Linked DNA regions of Homo sapiens: regions 1, 3 and 4 are each linked to region 2. A link is a contact called in ENCODE Hi-C or POLR2A ChIA-PET data. All regions are on one chromosome and are shown on one strand. The core of a region is the stretch at or near the end of the contact, and the rest is flanking DNA. Distances in the headings are between cores, read along the strand shown. Region 1 has its middle 210 kb from the start of KCNE4. Region 2 overlaps AP1S3 (adaptor related protein complex 1 subunit sigma 3). Region 3 holds the start of KCNE4 (potassium voltage-gated channel subfamily E regulatory subunit 4). Region 4 overlaps LOC124907986 (a long non-coding RNA gene).

Evidence for each region. A loop is a pair of places that touch in the nucleus more often than their neighbours do. ChIA-PET counts read pairs that join two places held with the same protein, here RNA polymerase II (POLR2A). Pooled maps may share reads with other maps.
Region 1: a loop to region 2 is called in a map of mammary epithelial cell, with 4 times the contacts of the local background. The contact joins two enhancer-like sites. A Hi-C loop is called at or near these places in 2 of 168 maps with a recorded cell type or tissue (PC-9 and mammary epithelial cell) and 1 of 50 pooled maps.
Region 3: a map of IMR-90 shows a loop between it and region 2 (4-fold over the local background). The contact joins the promoter of KCNE4 here to the enhancer-like site in region 2. A Hi-C loop is called at or near these places in 2 of 168 maps with a recorded cell type or tissue (IMR-90 and chondrocyte) and 2 of 50 pooled maps. POLR2A ChIA-PET finds 5 or more read pairs at or near these places in 2 of 52 experiments (A673 and AG04450).
Region 4: a map of PC-9 shows a loop between it and region 2 (25-fold over the local background). The contact joins two enhancer-like sites. A Hi-C loop is called at or near these places in 3 of 168 maps with a recorded cell type or tissue (MCF 10A, PC-9 and chondrocyte) and 6 of 50 pooled maps.

Annotation. Positions count from the first base shown.
Region 1 is chr2:223,261,780-223,264,903 of GRCh38, forward strand. No RefSeq gene overlaps it. Among named protein-coding and RNA genes, the nearest start is that of KCNE4, 210 kb to the left of the region's middle. Within about 2 kb of position 1,357, at least 3 of the 41 ENCODE cell types and tissues checked have a DNase peak (open chromatin) inside an H3K27ac peak, as active enhancers do; they include mammary epithelial cell, where a contact is called at or near this core.
Region 2 is chr2:223,796,641-223,799,589 of GRCh38, forward strand. The region is part of intron 1 of AP1S3 (adaptor related protein complex 1 subunit sigma 3); the gene reads right to left. Among named protein-coding and RNA genes, the nearest start is that of AP1S3, 39 kb to the right of the region's middle. RefSeq lists an enhancer at 1,432-1,481. Within about 2 kb of position 1,276, at least 7 of the 41 ENCODE cell types and tissues checked have a DNase peak (open chromatin) inside an H3K27ac peak, as active enhancers do; they include mammary epithelial cell, where a contact is called at or near this core.
Region 3 is chr2:223,050,887-223,053,839 of GRCh38, forward strand. It overlaps KCNE4 (potassium voltage-gated channel subfamily E regulatory subunit 4), which reads left to right and starts at 1,304. Exons shown (of 2, transcript NM_080671.4): 1 at 1,304-1,388; 2 at 1,922-2,953. The coding sequence starts at 1,945. The coding sequence ends at 2,457. RefSeq lists an enhancer at 1,612-2,159.
Region 4 is chr2:223,098,507-223,101,491 of GRCh38, forward strand. The region is part of intron 1 of LOC124907986 (a long non-coding RNA gene); the gene reads left to right. Among named protein-coding and RNA genes, the nearest start is that of KCNE4, 48 kb to the left of the region's middle. Within about 2 kb of position 1,710, at least 6 of the 41 ENCODE cell types and tissues checked have a DNase peak (open chromatin) inside an H3K27ac peak, as active enhancers do.

The DNA of each region.
Region 1 (3,124 bases), core at 107-2,606, 530 kb before region 2:
ATTCTAACCTCATGACGAGGGGTCTTAAAGAGAGGTGAGGAGGTAAAAATGAAAAGAATGGAATAATCCTAATACTATGGTTTGGGGGCCCTCTTCTGGGTGGACTGTGGGGATTTCAGGAGCCTAGATTGCTGCTGAAAGAAGTGCCCAGGAAAAACCATTCATCTACCTGCTGAGATCTCCCTTCCTGCCTGTCCAGCATTCTTAGTAGCAGATGGGACAGCCTCAGCACTATTATTAATAGTGAGAACTATTATTTTCACTATGAGACCTGCCTGCTCTGGATACAGCTTAGCAATTTTCAAATTCTCTCTCCCACAATCTAGTGTTACAACCTCCTACCTCTTTTCACCAGGAACCACGTCCTGCAGGGGTCAGTGAGGACAAATTAACTTTGCATTCGAGTGGCCTAGAGCCTTCTCCATGGTTCCATTCTCTTAAACACTGGGGTATGCTGTGCCCTTTCTTGAACTCTCCCTTTAGTGATTCAATTCAATTCAATTCAATTCAATTCAATTCAATTCAATTCAATTCAATTCAATTCAATTCAATTCAATTTGATTCGATTCAATTCAATTCAAAATGTTTACTGAGCACCTACTCTATGTTGGCTTAGTTTTAGGTATCTTGAATATATTTGAGAATAAAGCAAAAAACAAAGACAAAACCCAAAAAATCTTGCCTAAGCAAAAGCAGCGTATTTTCATGTATTTATTTACTTTTTTTTTTTGAGACAGTGTCTTGCTCTGTTGTCCAGGCTGGAGTGCAGTGGCATGATCTTACTTCACTGTAACCTCCGTCTCCCGGGTTCCAGCAATTCTCCTGCCTAAGCCTCCCAGGTAGCTGGGATTATAGGCATGTGACACCACGCCTGGCTAATTTTTGTATTTTTAGTAGAGACAGGGCTTCACGATGTTGGCCAGGCTGGTCTCGAACTCCTCACCCTCCTCGGCCTCACAAAATGCTGGGATTACAGACATGAGCCACCGCGCTCAGCCAAGCAGCTTACTTTCTAGTGAAATGTCTAGATAATAGATATACTCAACAACTTCAGCAAATAGAAAGGGTAAGAGTGATAGAGAATTAGTAACATTAGACAGTTTGAAATATTAAATAGGGCGCTTCAGATAAGTCTCTCTGAGAAGAAAGAATAGAGCAAATAGTTTATAGCAGTTGGACAGACAGGCATGTGGTTTCCTGGGGCAAGAGTGGTTCTGATGCTGTGGAGGCCCTAAGATGTCCTGTGTCTGGTATTTTTGAGAACAAAAAGGAGACGTGCCTGCCGGGAACAGAGGAAGTGAAAGAGAAGGTGGTGAGTGATGAAGTCAAAGAAAGGAGCAAAGCGGCAGACACGACATGTTCTCACAGGTGATTTATTCCTGGTATTTACTCTAATGAAACGCAGAGCCAGTGCAGGGTTCAGAAAGGGGAGCGTGACATGCACTAATTCACATTCTAAAAGGATGACTCAGGAAGGCATCCCTCTGTGCTGTCTGCCCTGGTCTCTGAAGAAGCCTGTTTTACTACCTTGTCCACCAGGGCTGCAGGTAGATGTCCATGGGCCCCGCCCGCAGTCTTGACCACCTGGGTCTCTTGTCCTCAAATGATGGACATGTCCACCTCCACCAGGCCCTCACAGCCACCACCTTTGCATTCTTCAAGGTGTCTGTTTCTCACTAAGTCTCAACCCAACCATGTCCATCGCCAGGCTCCTTATTTGTCTTGGGCATGGCGTCTTTATTGCTGCTCACCCCACAGCTCCCAAAGGTCCCCATCTCCCTTTCATCTACCTGCATTTTTCCCCACACCTTCCAGGTGAGGCTCATGCTTCATCTCCAAACACCTAAGGCCACAAACCACATTGAATTTTTTCCAGATTGCTTACACATTTTAATGAGACCTCCTTAGCTCAATTGTAAGTTTCCCTGATCCCAGCATATAATATGCCCCACACTGCCATCTTTGTCCATCAGTATTTATGTGTCTCAGGTGCTGTGCTACACACTACAGATAAAAGGTGAGAAAAAAACCACACAGACACTCTGCTCAAAGGGTTACTGCCTATATTAATTATTTATTGCTGTGTAACAGGTCACCACAGACAGTGGGTTTTTTAAAAATTTATTATTTCATGGTTTCTGTGCGTCAGGAATTTCAGCATGGCTTAGCTATGTCCTCAGCTTATTAACCTTCTGTCCATTTCCATTTTTCCATATAAGACCTTATGAAACAATTACATATAACTTTTTAACAAAATGTCTGTGAAACATATTATCTCTAATTTTCTTGAATGACAAATTGATTTTCTTGACAAGAAAGTGGGATTAATTCTTGTCTCATGCCATTGGTAAGGAGAAAAAAGTTTAACATCACATTGTCTTTGATAGAAATATTAACTGATACTCTCACGAATGATCCTTGGACATACAGATATGAATTAGATACATGCCCTAATAAACATATGTGTAGAAAATAAAAATGTTAAGATAAAGGCCCATGCTAGTAAAAGATCTTATATATGAAACACTAACTTGATTACATTTCAGATAGTGTAAAAGGCCAATCCACAGTCCATATAAACTTACAGGTTGAGTTTTATTTGATTATTGAAGTTGTAGGACCAACAGAAAGAGAGTTCTAAATTTTGTGTTTATTGACTTTAGCAAGTCCCTGGGTCTGTTACACCTACTGTTTAGTTCCCAGTCAAGTATAAGGTCCAATATTTTAAAATTCAATATTTGAAATATTGAAAATATTTGTTTGTGTACACACACAGACACACATGCATACCCATACACACAAAAGATAGCATACATTGGACCCATTTGATCACATTCTTTTATGGGGATTGAGTTTATCAATCTTAGCACAACCCAACACAACTGGCTGGGTTCAGGCCTCCTGAGTAGTTTCCCTGAGCTGAATGGTATATGAGTTGCTTAGGGTTGCCATGGCAGCATTCTACCAACTGGGTGGCTTAAACACCGGAAATGTATTGCCTCTCAGTTCTGGATGCCACAAGTCTGAAATCAAGGTATCAGTAGGGTTGGTTCCTTCTGAGGGCTGTGAAGGAGAATATGTTTCATGCCTCCTCCTGACTTCTGGTGGTTTGCTGGCAGTTTTT
Region 2 (2,949 bases), core at 26-2,525:
TTATGGGTGTGTATTCTTCTAGCATCCTTTTTCTTTTCTCGAGATGGAGTTTCATTCTTGTCACCTAGGCTAGAGTGCAGTGGCGCAATCTCAGCTCACTGCATCCTCCACGTCCTAGGTTCAAGCGATTCTCCCGCCTCAGCCTCCCAAGCAGCTGGGATTACAGGTGCCCGCCACTGCGCCCAGCTAATTTTTGTAGTTTTAGTAGAAACTGGGCTTCACCACGTTGGCCAGGCTGATCTTGAACTCCTGACCTCAGGTGATCCACCGACCTCGGCCTCCCAAAGTGCTGGGATTACAGGCATGAGCCACGGCGCCTGGCCCTCTAACGACTTTTTCTATCATTGAGTGGCAGCAGCAGAATTTTGAATTTTGAGTTTTCACCTTCCCTGCTGATTCCTTAATTGTACTGCATTACTCCTCTAAGGTGAATCACTTTCACTCTTTTCCCACCAGTTTCTACGCACAGTCATAGCACCAGTTAGTGGGGATCGGAAGGCAGGTGTGGCCTGAACCAACTTCCCTCGTCTCTCTCTCCAGACCTCATGTCTTCATATCCAAATGCCTTTCACAGGCTTGGCAGAGGCAGGTAACATATTAAATAAGGGTAAAGATCAGCATCATACAATAGGGGGTGGAGGAGAGAGCAGCAACTATGAATCACAAGCTCCAACGAAAGCCGCAGCCACAGCTCTGCCATAGTCAAGTGTGGCCAAGAAAAACATGTCAATCACTGTTGCTAAGTCTTCAGATTTTTTTCCCAAAAGCCTGAAATCTGGATGATTAGGTGAAATATTGGAGTTGTCTTAACGTTGTCAATTAATAATAATAAAACCTTGTTCAGGCTGACACAGCTCACGCCTGTAATCCCAGCACTTTGGGAGGCTGAGGCAGGTGGGTCACCTGAGATCAGGAGTTCGAGACCAGCCTGGCCAACATGGCACAACCCCGTTTCTACTAAAAATACAAAAATTAGCCGGCCATGGTTATAGGCAGGTGCCTACAATCTCAACTACCTGGGAGGCTGAGGCAGAAGAATCACTTGAACCCGGGGGGCAGGGGTTGCAGTGAGCTGAGATCGTACCTCTTCACTCCAGCCTGGGCCAAAGAGCAAAACTCCGTCTCAAAAAAATAAATAAAATAAAATAAAATAAAACCTTGTTCAAGCTAAACAAAGCACACTGTGTGTGGATGTGGTCTGCAAGCTCTGTTTGGCTGCAGGCCTCATTTGAGGCTGCTGAATCAGATGATAGCTGGAGTCCCTCATCGCACTAACACTCTACAGCTTTGCTTGGCTCAAGAGATTTCTCCTTTCTGTGGCTTCTGAGACTACCTATTTGAGGAAGTGGTCCTCTGACCCAAGAACCTCGCTTCTATATCTCAGCCGAATATTACTGTCAAATCTATTCTGAGGTCAAAGTCTCTCATTTACATATATACATCAAATGTCATAGGTTTTTTTTCCCCTCAAGATTGCCAGCTCAGGTTTCCATGATAAATGAGAGGAAAATTTACATAAAAAATTTAAATCTCCACAATCTCAGAATGTCATTTTTGGCCTGCTGTCAATCTCAGAATCTCAGGTAGGCCTGTCATGTCAGCCTTTTTCCTGAAATAAAATGTTGAAAAGACACTGGCCAACATATTTCAATTATTTTCCTAATCCTTGCACACCATCTGGTGGCAGAACTAGCTACTGTGAAATGTTCAGGGAAAGGCAAATTAAGTGGATCTGAGGGGGCAGAACAGAGCTAGGAAGAACAGGATAAGAGGAACAACAATAAGGGGAAAAAAATGGAATAACACAGAAACAAACTGTTGACATGTATTAAGTCCATGCCAGCTACAAGTAACCTGCAGAATAAAAGGTTAACTGCTATGAATTATTAAGTAGCCACTTACGTGAAATGTGAACATTCTCTCTATAAAGACAATTCCTCATAAAATTGTCTGTCTGTTATCCATCCACCTGTATGGCACAGTAAAATTTAATGGAAGAAAAGAAGGAAGGAAGGATAGACAGGTAGTTACACTGAAAGGACAGAATAATCCACTTGCTATGAATTGAATTGTGTCCCCTAAATTCATATGTTACAGTCCTAACCCCCCAGTACTTCAGAATTCAACTTTATTTGGACATAGATGTTGCAGCTGGGTGCAGTGGCTCATGCCTATAATCCTAGCACTTTGGGAGGCCAAGGTGGGCAGATCACCTGAGGTCCGGAGTTTGAGACCAGCCTGGCCAACGTGGTGCAGCCCCATCTCTACTAAAAATACAAAAATTAGCTGGGTGTGGTAGCTGGTACCTGTAATCTCACCTACTCAGGAGGCTGAGACAGGAGAATCACTTGAACCCAGGAGGCGGAGGTTGCATGGAGCGAGATTGCGCCACTGCACTCCAGCCTGGGCAACAAGAGTGAAACTCCATTTCAAAATAAAAAGAGAGAGAGGGAGATAAGAAATAGACATTGCAGATGTAACTTGTTAAGATGAGGTCATACTAGAGTAGGGTGGGCCCCTAGTTCATTGTCACTGGTGGACTCATATAAAAGGGAAATTCGGGCCTAGACACACACACACACACACACACACACACACACACACACACACAAACACCACATGAAGGTGAAGGCAGAGATTGGGGTAATGCAACTGAAGCAAAGGTGCACCAAAGACTGCCCTTAAACCACCGCAAGCCAGGAGAAAGGCAAGCAACCCATTCTCTCTTGAGAGTTCCTAGAAGAAACCATTCTTGCCAGGCTTCTAGCCTCCAGAACTATGAGATGATAAATGTCAGTGTTTAGGCCACCCAGCTCATGGTACTTCCTTATGGCAGCTTAGCAAAGCAATCCACCATATATCTCTGGCTTTGAATTTTATGCCTTTTATTTTTAATCTCAAAAATCATCACTGTTGTTTTCTATCTCATTACAATTCCATATTATAAAA
Region 3 (2,953 bases), core at 54-2,553, 750 kb before region 2:
GTTCATCTTCCTATTCTTCCTCCAGGTGTCTTCTTAGAATCAGGATCAGGTGCAAACCCAGGGGGGTTCCTGTAGCAGCAGTGAAAATTCCAGTGCCTAAGCTATATATGTTCAAGCAGGTCAGGTGGATGTCGCATGCGTCAGTTTGACTACAGCAGAACCATGAGAGATGTTTCCTTTAGAGTTGGCCCACAAGACAGTCTGGCTGCAATCCACAGGCCACAGACAACTGGAGGGAGTGGATCTCTCCCAGTTTCCTTCCACTTAGCATGAAAGCCTCAGAATAAGCAGCCCAGGGAGCAGAGAGACTGACATTAAAGCCTGCAATTCCTCTTCCAATTTTGATCACAGCAGCCATTTAAACACAGGGTCTACCGAGGTTTAAAAAACTTGAACTGTGCTTAGTTGCACTCTGAAATAGTCCTGCTCCTCCCCTGACCTACGAGAGACAGCAAAGAGACGTGTCAATAGCCTCCGCATGAGGCTTCAGAGGAGCAGCTGTGTATGGCAGGACGGAACAAAACCTGCCCATAGTATCTTTTACGACAACATGTTTCCACTTAATGCAGACCACTGAAAAGAATGTGGGAGCTTTTAAAAAAAAATTATTATAAACATAGGTTTGTGACCTTGATGTGGAAGGCAGCTAGAATCTCTGCTTTTAGAGGGCTAAGCAACACCAGGCAGCCTTCAATCTTAGAAGGGTTAAGCTGAAAGGGTCTCAAAAGGTCACGTGGTTTATATAATCCTACCTGCAGAAGACCCCCCCCCCCGCCAGGCACAACGATTTTACAGACGAGGAATGTGAGGTGCGGAGAGGTTAAGGAAGGATTTATCTTATTTGCATAAGGAGTGGAAGAACTGAAACCGAAGCCCCAGTTCCTTGACTGTAAATCCCGCACTTGCTTCCAACTGTCTTTCATCCAGATTATGGGATTCAGCTGCCTCTGAAAACCTGTAGCCCAATAATGGTTATTCCCCAGGAGCCGCGCGAAGCATGAGCTAATTTTCAGTGAGCGCGGACTTTGGGGTAACGGTTCCAGCACAGCACATCCCTTTCTCCTCTTTTCACTCATCGTCACCGCTACCTGAAAACCCTGGCCGGGTGCTGGGGCTTGAGGAGCAGTTCCCACTTCCCAGTCTTTTTCACTTTTCACAGCTGCAAAGTTCAGGGAGTTGAACTGCAGTGCTTTCAGTTCACTGCTCACTCTGCCACGATCAATCTCTGTTGTAAATTTTCCTCCCAGAGCACGTGACGATGCACTTCTTGACTATATATCCCAACTGCAGCAGCGGAGTTGTCAGAGCGCAGAGCCGGACAGAGCAGAAGAACCCTCTTGGACTGGACGATTTGGGAATTCAAAACTTGGGACAAACTGTCAGCCTTGGTAAGTCAGCAAGGCTACACTTTGCTTTCAGAAACATTTGAAAGAGGGACATTTTTGCCAATTAATAGATGAATTTTTTTCCTTTATTTTCTTCCTGCTTTTCTTTGTTCTAAGGAAACATTGTTTTGAATTTAAAATAGTTTGGTTTTGGAAACACAATGTAAACTTTGTTTCTGCTCAGTTAAAATACGTTTCCCAGTTTTAAAGATACTATTTACTGTATGCTCCTGTCTTACATTGATTTTTTTTTTAATCAAAGTAATACTGCTCACTACAAACAGGACAAATGTGTACACTAAAAAAAAAAAAAAAAGTCCTTCTTACTTTTCCCAGTGAACCTTCCCGGGCTTCTCTCCCGTGCACTCCAAGCCCTCATAGCTCACTCTTGTCAGCTGTTTGGCGAACCCTCTTATGCTATTTCTTTCATGCACTTTTAAGCTTTTTTGGTATTGCAGTTCCACAAACCTCGTGCTCCCCCACCTCCCTGTGCCCAGGACCTGGGGGAGAGTTCTAACCTGCGGCTTTTTCCCCAGCCCCTGCTGTGGAGGCAGCCTCAATGCTGAAAATGGAGCCTCTGAACAGCACGCACCCCGGCACCGCCGCCTCCAGCAGCCCCCTGGAGTCCCGTGCGGCCGGCGGCGGCAGCGGCAATGGCAACGAGTACTTCTACATTCTGGTTGTCATGTCCTTCTACGGCATTTTCTTGATCGGAATCATGCTGGGCTACATGAAATCCAAGAGGCGGGAGAAGAAGTCCAGCCTCCTGCTGCTGTACAAAGACGAGGAGCGGCTCTGGGGGGAGGCCATGAAGCCGCTGCCTGTGGTGTCGGGCCTGAGGTCGGTGCAGGTGCCCCTGATGCTGAACATGCTGCAGGAGAGCGTGGCGCCCGCGCTGTCCTGCACCCTCTGTTCCATGGAAGGGGACAGCGTGAGCTCCGAGTCCTCCTCCCCGGACGTGCACCTCACCATTCAGGAGGAGGGGGCAGACGATGAGCTGGAGGAGACCTCGGAGACGCCCCTCAACGAGAGCAGCGAAGGGTCCTCGGAGAACATCCATCAGAATTCCTAGCACCCCCGGGACCCCTGCCGGTGGCTCCATCAGCCAGCAACCTTAGAGAGAGGAAAGACAGTTTTCAAGTGTCTGGTTTCACTTTCACAGTGCGGCTGCCACTTTGAAGAGACCCTTGGTAAACCCCTGATTCGGGGTGGGGTGGGGGACTAGGCTCAGCCGGAACCAGCACCTCCAAGGAGTCCGGGAGGTGCCTGTGGTTTGCACCCACCACTGAAAAAGCCGCGGAGATGCGCAGCGCGTACACTGACTTTGGGGCCTGGGTGTTGGGGTTCTGATCAGAATTTGGCGGGATGATATGTTTGCCATTTTCTCACTGGATGCCCTGGGTAGCTCCTGCAGGGTCTGCCTGTTCCCAGGGCTGCCGAATGCTTAGGACACGCTGAGAGACTAGTTGTGATTTGCTATTTTGCCTAGAGCTTTGTCCTTCTAGATCTGATTGGCTGTAAGTATCTCTACTGTGTACCTGTGGCATTCCTTCACAGTGGGTTACAAG
Region 4 (2,985 bases), core at 460-2,959, 700 kb before region 2:
GGCGTGGTGTTAGATTGTGCAGCAAGTTGGCTGTGGTAATAGGTACACCTCTCTACACGGGTGACAAAAATTGATGGCACTCAACACACACGCACACACACACACACACACAAAGTAAAACTGGAAAATCTCAATGTAAATGAATTTGGTCAAAATTAATATCTGGTTGTGATATTGAGCGATTGTTTTGCAACATGTTATCACTAGGGAAGCTGGAAAAGTGCACAAGGAATCTCTGTATATTTCTTACAACTACTATTATCTCAATAAAAATTCCAATTAAAAAGAACTTAAAAATACTTCTGAAAGTTATTTCTACTCTACAGCAGTTAACAATAACAACTACATACAAAAGTGACTATAAAGTACATGCATATATTATTGCTAAACCGAAACCAGTGTATTACTAAATCTATTTTTCCTTAGCCAAATCCCAAAATTTCTTTGGCTACTCCAGTGCTATCCAATGTGAAGGGAAGTGTGACAGAGGAAACATTGGAGTGGAGAGGAAATAATCAATGGTATTAACACATTGGGGTTAAATTAGCTTACCTCTGCAAATGTTACAACAATCTACCACCATGTGAATACATTGCTAGATCCTCCCTGCATGAGTGGGTGAGGGGCTCCGAAGCTTAATTAAGCCCCATAGTTTCCCTGAGTCTGTGCCTGAACTAGGCCCAACAGGGGTCTCAATGACTGAGTTCATCGGCCTCTCCTGTGATTCTTGGTGTCTGGGTTGGGCTGGCCATTGGGTAGTTTGAAACAAGGCTGCTAATCTTTAAGTTTTTCAAATTAAGTTTTTTGTTTGTTTATTTTGAACTCACAAAAATTAAAGAATGTGGCAGAGGCATATGAAATGGTATGAGAGGTTTGCTGTAAAACCCTTTGCTTTCATTTGGACTTTGGAATAAGGGGGTTTCATTAGAGAGCCCTTTTTAGGGAGCTTATCTTCAGAAGAAACTAGGACACTGATGAGGAGGCAGTTTTACCTGTAAGGTGGTTCAGCTTTTTGAACTCCAAGGACAATGCCATTCAAGAGCTTGACAAAGCAGTGGGCAAACTCCTTGTGCACTTCTCCCGTGACTCTCTTCTTCCTTCCCTGGGATAAGGCATGGTTTATCTGGCTGCTGGGATGGGAAAAGGCGATCATGCCATCCATCATGCTCAGACCTTTGGATTCTTTCCTTCAGAGCCACCTGCCCACTTGCCTCCTCTTATCCCTTCTCCTTACAGAAAGTTCACCAAGGCAGATCTGTGCCTTACAGGGTGAGAGCAAGGGCAGCCAAGTCCCCAGCTGTCCCGCCCCTCCCTGGGTCAGGAGGCTTAGCTAGGTGGAGGATGAGGAGAAGGGACTTTCTTTTGCCTTTGGGCTTAAGCTATGACATCAAATCCTGCTTTATCAATGATAAAGCCAAAACTTGGACTATGATCTTATTCTTCTTTCTACCTCTCAATTGGTTCAGATCTTGTAGGGTTGAGAAATGTGGTGAAATGAAAGCTTAAACACACGAAACTTACATTTATCTACATGTGTAATGTTCCAGACACATCGTCTTGTGAAATGCCCTCGAGAGCCTTCTAGGCACATTTAGGTGCATCACCGGCATAAGCACCCGCTCTGGCTCTGGACACACAGTGACCACAGCACTAGTCTACAGAGAGGAACATTTTTTTTCATTTCAGTACTGTACATTCCTCCAAGAGTTTTTGAAGCAGCTGGCCTCACGCCCAGTAGTTCTGGGGGAATCATTTGGCCACTCAGTCCCAGTCTCCCTCCCAAACATGTGGCAGTCAAGGAGAATATTCCTTTTATGATCTCAAGTCAGCTTAGAGTAAAACCAGTCCAGTTTGTAACAGAGGAGGCTGTGGACATAGCAAATAAATCACCAGTAGAGCAGAGAGGTGGCTCCACCTCCCCATGCCCTGGTAAGCTCCTGGCTATGCTTCCTAACTGGGAAGGAGATAGCAGACCAGCTAAGCACTGGAGCATCTGCCTCAGGTGACTTCCCCACCCCCACTCCCAATCCAGCTTGGTGTAGGATTTTCACATTCTCTCCTCTTTATTTCTTTTTCCTCCCCCTAGTCTCATTTGCTTTGGGAAAGACATTTATAAATACAGCTGGGAGCCTCATTTTGCCAATGAATTTTACTTGCCTGAGAAGAAAGCAAAGTCTAAAGTTAGCTTCTGAATCTTGCAATGACAAATTGGTTATTGATACCAACACCATGTTGGTATTGGTGGAATACCATGAGGACACTGGACCGATGCCAGTGACACAGATCGGGCAGGCGAGCTCTTGTTGCTCTGGTCAAGCTGCTGGCTCTGCCCCAGATGTGCCACTATCATCACATTTGAGTGGCATCTCCTTGGCTTGTGAAAGATTCATCCTCTGTGCATCAACAGACTGGTATTCCCAGAAGAGGAAACCAGATTTCGGTTCATGATGTGGTAGAAAGAGCACTAGTCCAAACTCAGCGGGCCTGTTTCTAGTTCTGACCTTGTCACTTGCTGAAAAGCTTCAGTTAAGTCACTTTTCAACAGTGCCTCAGTTTCCCTTATCTATATAATGAGCAATCAGAGCAAGTGCATCTCTATTTCCTTTCCAGCCCTCACTGTCTAGAGTTTATCAGTGCTCTAGCTTATAAAGTGGAAGGAAACAGAACTTACTGGGCAGTTTCTTCATGCTGGGCCTTGAAGCAGAGACTTGATACTGTTCTCATTTAATCTTCAGAAAGTATTATTCCAGTTTTACAGAGGCAGTAACTGAGGCTCAGCGAGATTAAGAGACTTGTGCAATATCACACAACTGATCTACTGGTGAGCACACATTTTGTTACAAGTGTCAGGAAATCCAGCTTAACCTGGGTTAAGCAAAAAAGAGAACAAGGAGTTTGAAGATGTGACCAGGAACTGGCTTCTTCTCTCCACCTATCAGCTCTGTTTCCTTTGTGCTGGTTTCATTGTCAGATTTCCAGTGCTAA